Regions from separate parts of the Homo sapiens genome. Here region 1 is linked to region 2. Evidence: chromatin loops called from intact Hi-C (ENCODE). Cell type or tissue: testis. All regions are shown on one strand. Region 1 has its middle 49 kb from the start of HSD52. Region 2 overlaps FGGY (FGGY carbohydrate kinase domain containing).

Region 1 (5,000 bases), 410 kb before region 2:
GTTTTGTATACTACCTTTTTCACTTAATCTAATTTTATGAGCTTTTTCTTGCAGGAGTAAATATACTTATCAAATAAAAAATTAAATAAATAAAATGTAAAGTTTAAAAAAAGTGACCAGTGGATTGGGCAGTTGGAAGGCCAGTTAATGATTTTAGAGAGGACAACTTCAATGGCACCGCACCCATAGAAGCCTGATACAGTGGTTTCTAGGAGTAGGGAAAGGAGCTTCAGTGAGACCTAGTTCCTCATTGTAGCTTTATTATTAGACACAGGTAGAGTATATGTCCTACCCTGATTGGAATCACTCCATCCCTGGATGATTGCAAATAATCCCACCAACCTCCAGCCCAAGTGCCTGCCCTCCCCTCCCATAGCTCCTCCCCATGTCCTAACCCCATCATGTTCCTGGCTACTTGTCCAATGCCACCCTCCCTGCTAGAATGTAAGCACCACAAGAGCAGCAGCTGGGCAGGCCTTGTCCAATCTGTGATGGTTAATTTTATGGATCAACTTGATGGGGCCGTGGTGTGCCCAGACTACACATTATTTCTGGATATGTCTGCAGGAGTACTTCCAATGAGACTAGGATTTGAATCAGTGGACTTAGTAAAGCAAACAGCCCTCCCCAGCCTAGATGGGCATCATCTAATCCACTGTGGGCCTGAATAGAACACAAGGCAGAGGAAGGAAGAATTCACCCCTTTTTTTTCCTCCCTCACTGCTTGAGCTGGAAGCTGATCTCATCTTCTCCTGCCCTCAGACTGGGAATGACACCATTGGCTCTCCTGGATCTCTGGCCCCCAGACTTTTAGACTGAATTACACCCCCAGCTGTCCTGGCTTTCCACCTTGCAGACAGCAGATTATGGGACTTCTCCATCTCTGTAAGCACTTGAGCCAATTCCTAATAATAAATCTCCTTTCATATTGGTTCTGTTTCTCTGCAGAATCCTGAATAATACAATATCTGGGTGCAGAAGACAATGAGTAAGAGAATTCCAGCTAGAATTTCAGCTAGTGATGAAGGTTGTGAAAGAAACCTAAGGGTGAAATGGGGTAGAGAGGGGTCTGGGGGTGGAGGAAAGCATTAGCTGTTGTGGGCAAGAAAGACCTTGGTGAGGAGGTTGCTTTTAGCTGAGAGAGGCAGCCATGCAAGGCTCCTGAGGGAAAACATTACAGACTCTGAGACCAACAGGCTCAAATGTCCAGAGGTGGGGACCAACAGGACCTATTTATGGAGAAGAAGGAACCAGAGAGTAGAAGGCCAGGAGAGAGGTAGGAGACAAGTCTGAAGGAGAGGGGCCAGGCCTCATTACTTCTGTCATGGGCTCTCAATTTCCTTGCACTGGGAATGTCCCAAAGGCCACTGATACACGGACTGAGCGGACTTCACGGACGTCACATCAAGTGTCACCCCTAGCAGCGGACAGTCTCCTCGGCTCCGTGCTGATAGCTGCAGACTCACACCCCTGACCATCCACTGGATTTTTGGCTTTAAGGACCCAAGGCATGTGACAAGAGATAAGCATTGCACTGAAGGTCTTTGTGTTTCACTCTATAAATGGAAAGAGGAAGAAAGACTTTCCCCCCACTTTTTATTTGTAAAAGTGTCAAAAGCTACAGAAAAATTGCATGGATAGTACAACGAGTACAAGTTCATCAAGCCACCAAGCAGCCCACCAAGGGTTCACACTTGGCAACATTTGCGTGCTCTCTCTCTCCTGTGTGTATGTGTGTGTATTTACTTTCAATTTTTTTGCTGAACCATTTTAATACTAGTTGCAGTCATGATACTTTGATTCAAATACTTCAGCATGGAGCTTCCAAGAACAAGGAAACAAGAATACTCTCCCACATAACCACAGTTTTCACACTCAGGAAACTTAATACAATACTATAATCTAATACACAGTCCAGATGCAAATTTCCCCAATTGTCCTCAAACTGTCCTTTAAAGTTGTTATATTTATCCAGGATTCAATCAAGCATCATGTATTTTAACTATCATTATTTTTAGTCTCCTCAACTAGAATTCCCAGGTTGTTGTGTTTGTTTGCGTTTTGTCTTTCATAACAGTAAAATGTTTGAAGAGTCTAGGCCAACTGACATAAAATATCTCCCTCAGTTTGGATTCATCTGCTTATTTCTTCTTGATTCGATTCGGGTTAACCCATTTGGGCATGAATACTAGATAGGTGATGTTCCTTCTCAGGGCCCGACAGTATGCTCTATCATTGGTGATATAAATTTTGATCACCTGGCTAAGTGATGCTCACCAGATTACTCCACTGGGGATGTAGCTTTATGCCTTTGTAGTTGATAAGTAATCTGTAGAGTACTATACTTGGAGACTGTATGAATATCCTGTTTCCCAGCATCTTTTCATGCAATGGTTTTAGCTCCATTGATGATTTTTGTTTGAATCCAGTATGATAGCCATGCTGATTTTCTATTTTTAGAGTTCCTGCTACATTTCCATATTGATATTCTTTAGTAAGAAAGAGCTTTCCCTGTCACCCACCTCCAGAACATATCCATTCTTGCACTCTTCGTGCTTGGGTTACACTGTTCAAGATTCAAGTTCCATCCAAAATCAAAGTCCAGTTGGTCCAGTTTAGGAAAGGGTGATACAACTTAAATTGACAGTTCCACTAAGTCTGGAGGAAGAGGTCATTCCTCAAAGAAAACATGAGGTGCAATTATTAAAATCAGGAGAAAGGGAAGCCAAGCAGACAAAAGCAGCAGCTGTCCTTAGAGCAAGGAGTTAATATTAGCGGGACTTCTTCCCATCACTGTGTGAACCATCTTAGTTCTCAAATAGCCATAGTTTAAAAAGGACAGGGGTTTAGTGCTCACAGCATCCCAGACTGTTATCTTATGCTTCCTTGCATGTGGCCTTCATTCCCAAAGTTACTTCATGGTCCCCGATAGCTCCTCTAGCTGAAGTTTTCACCCCCGTATTCCAACCAAAGGGAGGCAGCGGAAAAATGGGAGAAAAAGAAGGCCATGTCTTGGTACTTTAAGGATATTTCCTAGAAGTTGGACATGCCATTTCTGCTGACCTCCCGCTGTGCAGAACAGATTCATGTGGCTATCCCCAACTATAATAAAAACTGAGGAAATGTTGTCTTCATTCCAGACAGTTGTTTGCTCAGCTAAGAACTAAGAGTTCTATTTGTTTTTGTTTTGTTTTTTTGTTGTTTTTTTTTTTGAGTTCTATTATTATAGAGGAAGGAGAAAACTAAACTGGGAACAATTAGCAGTCTCTTCCCTGGATCCCACAAGAAACATGCTAGTAAGCTCATTTTAAAGGTGAAAAAAAAAATAAAGCTTAGTGAAATTAAACAACCTGAAAAAAGTCACACAGAGAGTAAATTATTGCGTCTGATTCCAAAGAACTCTGTGCTAGAGTAACTCTAATTTTTTTCACATTCAGTCCACATCCTGAATCTACATATCAGTGTAGTTTTGCTAAATTACCCTCTTTGGGGATTGAGTTGCAGCCTCATGACATAATGACTGGTGATATCAGGTCCTTCTTAGAAACGTGCTGTTCATTTCTGGCTAATGTTCCCTAGACAATCAGCACAGATACTGAAACCCTGATACATCCATGGCAGTGACAAAAGATGCAGATGGAAAGTAGAATGACAGTGGGTGTGTGCTGGAAAGCACCCCAGCCTGGAAGGCTGGATACCAAGGTTCCCGTCCCAGTTCAGTTACTCACTAATTATATGATCCTGGTCAGATCATGACCCACTGTTCCCCAGTTCCCTCCTTCATGTATTCCCTCCAGTTCTGATTCTGTCTCATTTTAGGTAATATCTGCTTGCGTGATGAGTCAAACTGGGATCTGGATCATAAAAGTATTTAAAGCCTTCACTTTCTACGCTATGCGATTATAGAATCTGTTGAAATTCCAGGGCCTGGCTTGCTAATTGGGTTTACATTTTGCTTTTATAAAACCCCACATGATAAATAGGAAAGGTTCATTAACCAGGAGCTTTATAACAGCAGGAATCATGTTTGGTTTTCTCATCATTATATCCCCAACAACTGGCACAGCCCCTGGTACACGATGAACTCCAGAATATCGATTTACTTATTGACTGACACAGACAATGTTATTGCTAGATGTATGTAACAAATTATTCTCTTTCTCTCCCTGCCCAAGAGCAAGCATGAGCTTCAAGGGAAGGAATAAGGAAACCAGGATTAACACAGCGCTTATTCTGCAATTTACCTCATTTACTTTTCATAAAAAGTCTTCAAGAAAGATATTACAATCCCCTTTTTGATTGATGAGAAATCTGAGATTCAGAAGGATGAAGTAACTTAAGATTACATAACTTTAAATTAGAAATGTTCAGAAATTATATGAAGAAAACTAAAACACACCTAAAAGACATAAAAGTAGACGTGAACAAATAGAAAAATATCTCTGTTCTTGGTTCAGACATCTCAACATTATCAGTCAGCCAGTCTACCCTAAGTTAATTTATTAATTTATTGTAATACTAATAAAAATACAAAAAAGCTGTTTTTCCTGAAGCTAAACAAGCTGATATTAAAGTTTGTACAAAAGGCCAGATGCGGTGGCTTACGCCTGTAATCCCAGCACTTTGGGAGGCCAAGGCAGGCGGATCACGAGGTCAGGAGATCAAGACCAACCTGGCTAACATGGTGAAACCCCATCTCTACTAAAAATACAAAAAAATTAGCTGGGCGTGGTGGCGGGCACCTGTAGTCCCAGCTACTCAGGAGGCTGAGGCAGGAGAATGGTGTGAACCTGGGAGGCAGAGCTTGCAGTGAGCCGAGATCGCACCACTGCACCCCAGCCTGGGCGGCAGAGCGAGACTCCATCTCAAAAAATAAATAAATAAATAAATATTTGTATAAAATAAGAATGCAAAAAAATGGCTAGGAAAACACTGAAGGAAATTGCTAGAAGAGGGCACTAGCCCTACCAAATATTAAAACATCTATAGGTTAAAATAGT
Region 2 (5,000 bases):
TGCCAAGCACAGAGGAAGCAGGGTCACATGCCACCCATGCCCAAAGCTCTTTCTGACATTTCCATGGGCCTGGAACCAACTCTCCTCCTGGGTTTCATCTCATTATATGTGGGAAGACAAAAGAACACTGAACCTTCCAGTTAATTCAACACCCCGCCCCCACTTACCCCTTCCTGGAGAGGATAACAGTTCTGTTGACCATTATAATGCATTTTCTGTCTCCCAGCAGTCCACATAGTCATTAATTTCTGCTGCTGACATCAGGAAAGAGGATTATGTGTGTGTCTGAAACTGTTCCCAAAGTGCTCATTAGTCATAGATAATTGAAAAACTGGTAGGGGAAGATTTGGTGTAATAGGAGCCCCCGCCTGTGAAGAGGGACTGCAACCACCAGATAATTGTAGATTCCAGCTTTTGACCACTCAGACTGAATCTGCCCATCCAAATGGGAATTCAGCAGACTTGAGCCTAAGAGCTCTCAGAGTGATAGTGTTTTTACATACCCAGGTGAGGGTGTGTACACCGAGACAGAGACAGCCAAATCAAGAGAATAGGTGAACTGCCCTTGGGTCTCTTTCCTGCCTTCAGACTGTGGAGCAGTGTTTGGAAAAAGTGTCCAGTATTCTCCTTTATTTTGTTTTTATTTCAACGTAAGATTGTTTTGATCACAAAAGACATACAAGGTCATGGGATATAAGAAACACAAACATTAGAGAAGAGTACCCTACACTGGATCCCAACCCATGCTGTGACAAAATTCTAGGGTTTTTCTGGAAGTTTATGTGCTTACATTTTTATATCCTTTTCTTTAAAAAAAAAAATCACATGATCATACTAAGAATACTATTCTGCATCTTGCCATTTTTTCTGAATTTATCTTGGAGTTCCAAATCTATACCTTAATTCAAGTTCATTCATTTTAATGGCAAGGTGGGATTCTGACCAGATTTAAGGGGGAAAAACATCTTTTAAAATATTATACAAGAGGCTGGGCATGGTGGCTTATGCCTGTAATCCCAGCATTTTGGGAGGCCAAGGTGGGTGGATCACTTGAGGTCAGGAGTTCGAGACCAGTCTGGCCAACATGGCGAAACCCTGTCTCTCCTAAAAATACAAAAATTAGCCAGCCGTGCTGGCGTGTGCCCGTAGTCCCAGCAACTTGAGAAGCCGAGGCATGAGAATCGCTTGAACCTGGGAGGCAGAGGTTGTAGTGAGCTGAGATTGTGCCACTGCACTCCATCCTGGGCAACAGAGCGAGACTCTGTCTCAAAAAAAAAATTACACAAGAAATGTAGACCAATTAGAAATTAGAGAAAAAAGAAAAAAAGGAAAGAAAAAAGAAATCACTCATAATTCCTCCACCCAGAGAAAACCTATTTTCTGTATTTTTTTCCCCTAGGAATGTATTTTTACAAATAGTTCATCTACTTTCATTGTTGTTGTTCTTACAGCTGTTAAAAGAAAACCTTTAGGCAAATTAAATTTAACAGTTTAACTGTGCAAAGAATGATTCATGAATTGGGCAGGTCCCCAACCAGAATAGGTTCAGAGAGACTTTTGCTCAGCCACATGGTTGAAGAGAAATTACGGACAGAAAAAGGGAAGTGAGGTACAGAAAAATGGAAGTAAAGTACAGAAACAGCTGGATTGGGTACAGCTCTGCATCGGCCTTATTTGAACAGAGTTTGAACAGTTGGCCGCCTGTGGGTGGTTGAAGTATGTCTTCTGTGATTGGCTGAGACTCAGCTTCTAGTTACAAGAGTAGGTTACAGTGTGTTTACAAATCCAGTTAAGTTACAGTCACTGTGTATGAAGAAACCTTTAGGCTGAAGTTACAAACGGACACCTTTAAGTTAAACTTAATTTAACAAAAGGAAGTCATATACTGCATGTTTTGCAGCCTCTATTTTTCACTTGGTTTGACTGTTTTAAATATAAAAATTATTCCCCAAGCTTTTCTTTACACTGTGTGTTTATCTTCTTTTTTATTTATTTATTTTTTTGAGACGGAGTCTCATTCTTGTTGCCCAGGATGGAGTGCAGTGGCGCAATCTCGGCTTACTGCAACCTCTGCCTTCCTGGGTTCAAGCGATTCTCCTGCTTCAGCCTCCCAAGCAGCTGGGATTACAGGCAACTGCAACCATGCTTGGCTAATTTTTTTTTTTTTTTTTTTTTTTGTATTTTTAGTAGAGACGGGGTTTCATCATGTTGGCCAGGCTGGTCTCAAACTCCTGACTTTGTGATCTGCCTGCCTCGGCCTCCCAAAGTGCTGGGGATTACAGGCATGAGCAACCACGCCCGGCCACATTTATCTTCTTAAAAACCCAACCTGAGCACTTACAGTCGTGCCCCTCTGGGCAATTCCTTTTTGCCTGGCCACGCCTGAAGCCCTCCGCTGCCTCTTGTCCCGTCTGTTCCAGTTCTCTGTTCCTCCTTGTTCCCCTTTTTGCGACATACTAAATGCCTCAAACACACCATGCCCCTCAGGGCTCCCTACAGGAAACTCACTTTTTGCTCTGCTGTCATCCCTTTCCCCGGAGCATGCCAGCACTGAAACCACCAATCTCCAACTTGCCTTTCCACACAGGCTTGAAAGTCATCTTCACCTTGAAGACTGTATTCACTCTACTAGCCACCCTAACTGGACCCTCCACAGTTCTCTGGGAACACCATGTACACATTTCACCTTTCTAGCATTTTCTACATGGCCCTAAGAGTCTTAGTTTTTCATCATCTTTGTCCCAAACCACAATATGAGACCTCAGCACCTAGATCTTAGCACATGGTAGATGGAAATCTATGCAGGCAATCATTAGTTCTATTGTTTCTGAAATGTTTGTTAAAATGCATGAATGAATGCTTGAATGAAGCCTAGAAAGAACTGCAAATGCTCAGGCAGTGAAGTCTTGATTTCTGGGAAAAGCAATGCTGTGAATAATTTAATTTTATGGTGAAAGAAAAGCCAAACAAGGATTATATTGGGAAAAGTTGTCAGGAGGCACTAATGTTTGCCTCTGACAGCTCTAGTGCCCTCAGTGTACCTCTGGCTGATAAACTTAGAGTGTGATTTTGAAGGGGTGATTTCTCAGGGATTCTCACCTATTTCTATCATCCTCTCTCATGCCAAGCTGTTTCATTTTGGTCTCTAAATAAACAAAGCTCCTTCCTGCTTGGAGTCCAGATAGCCTATTCCTGAAGGCTGTGGTTCCAAATGAAAGATGGGATATTTGTCCTTGTATATATTTATTTTCATCCCTAACCACTGGATTGAGGAGAAGGCTGGTTCACTGCTGTAGGTTGGGTTTTCCAGAAGCAAAGGCTGAGACAGATTTGGGGGGATAAGGTGTTTATTAGGGATGGTTGGCTGTGAAAGAAGGAAGAGAGAGAAGGACTGGGTAGAGGGAAAAGAGCTGAACTGAGGTGCATTCCTGCAGCACCTTGGTGAACTCAGCAGAGTCTCTGGAGTGAGTGGTGTCTATCAGAGCCCTTCTGCCTCTGCTTTGCAAAGTCACCAGGTACTGGCTGTCCTGGGAGGTGCATCACCTTGGGAAGGCAGCTCTCTGCAACTGAGGCAGGCCCTGGAACATCTGGCAGCTGTCTGCTGACTTTACTCCATCCTTAAGGGGGAGTTTGAGCCATGGTATCTCAGTCTCTACCATGCTTCCTATATCCACGCAACCACTGTGACCTGTTATTTCTTGTTCCATGGAATCCCTTCTGTCTGCCTCTGTTTCTACATCTCCGTTACCAATATCTCAGTGAAGATCCTTATATTCTCTCTCTTTCTTTGATTACTGAAATAGATTCACACTATTTTCCCTAACCCCAGTCTATCCTCTGCTATAATACTGCCAGAGAGTGCTTAAAAAAGCACAAGTTTAATCGCTTTCCTCCTGGCTTAATGCTCCTTTAGTGGTTTACAGTGGGCTTCATGATTAAGTTCAAACACTTAAGTATGGATTACAAGGCCCTGCATCCACTGCCCCATCTGCCTCCCCAGCTTCCTCTGTCCTTCAACACCCACCCCCTACCAGTTCACACCCCAGCCTATGTTCCAATTTACCTAGCCCTTTTGATAGTTCCCTTAGGGGCCCCTTCTCCCTTTTTTCTGTCCTTGCTCAAGACGCATCCTCTGCTGATGAAGCTCCCTGTGGTCCTATAGCCTATAATTAGACCCAGATCTCCTGTCTGCATGCCCAGGACTCTCTCTGCCTCGCAGTGGTCTGCAGCCTCATGTTCTGAGCCTAGAGGACATAGAATCAAATTAAGCTCCTTTACCAGCTAAGGTTTCTTCCTAAATTACTATAGAGAAAACTTGGAAGAGTGCCCCACCCTGCTAATCCTGTCTAGAACCTTTTTTATAAAAATTACACCTTTTATGTTTGTGGAGATTGGGGGTGAAGGTGGAACAGAATTTCCATTTTGACCTTCCTATGAAAACCATTTTTAAAAAATCTCAATTTAGTAGGCAAGATTTCTAAACGGTGCTCCTTTTTCTTTTTCTTTTTTCTTTTTTTTTTTTTTTAACATACATAATGCTTGTTCTAAAAATACTTCTCTTGATCCTTTCATCCATTCAGAACCCATTTTTAAACAACTTTTACTCCAAAAGGTAATGTAATGAATAAGAGCAGAGGTGTGGATATCAGTCAGAGTAGAACCCATGGCCTGTCTTCAGCTCTTAGGCTGTCTCTAGGGTGTTTATTTTTCTTCTGTAAACCACAATTTTCCCATCTGTCTGTAAAATGGGGGTAGTATGGGTCCTATTGTACCCTTCACAGAGGGTTAATATGAAAATGAAATGAGAAAATGCATGCTATGTCCTTAGTGCAGTCCCTAGCATGAAAGTGCTCAGCAAACTGGAGTGCAGTCTCTCCTGTGTTAGATACTAGCCATAGTGACATAATTAAGATATTGTCCAGAACCGTATTATACAAAGCCAAGGACACTGCTCTCTTCCAGGTTTCTGCTACTTTGGCATTTGAAACAGAATAAGATTT

What was found. Hi-C counts contacts between places; a loop is a spot of excess contacts. Peaks named below come from ENCODE experiments on the same cell type or tissue, not always from the same donor. Only the 100,000 strongest peaks of a DNase experiment are listed, where the experiment ranks them.
Region 1: a loop joins it to region 2, with 7 times the contacts of the local background. A loop is called at or near these places in 1 of 110 quality-filtered maps.

What each region holds. Positions count from the first base shown.
Region 1 is chr1:59,095,221-59,100,220 of GRCh38, forward strand. No RefSeq gene overlaps it. Among named protein-coding and RNA genes, the nearest start is that of HSD52, 49 kb to the right of the region's middle. In testis, no CTCF peak of the experiment used is centred here; no DNase peak of the experiment used is centred here; H3K27ac peaks cover 1,309 bases.
Region 2 is chr1:59,505,531-59,510,530 of GRCh38, forward strand. The region is part of intron 6 of FGGY (FGGY carbohydrate kinase domain containing); the gene reads left to right. Among named protein-coding and RNA genes, the nearest start is that of FGGY, 210 kb to the left of the region's middle. RefSeq lists an enhancer at 1,750-1,819. In testis, no CTCF peak of the experiment used is centred here; no DNase peak of the experiment used is centred here.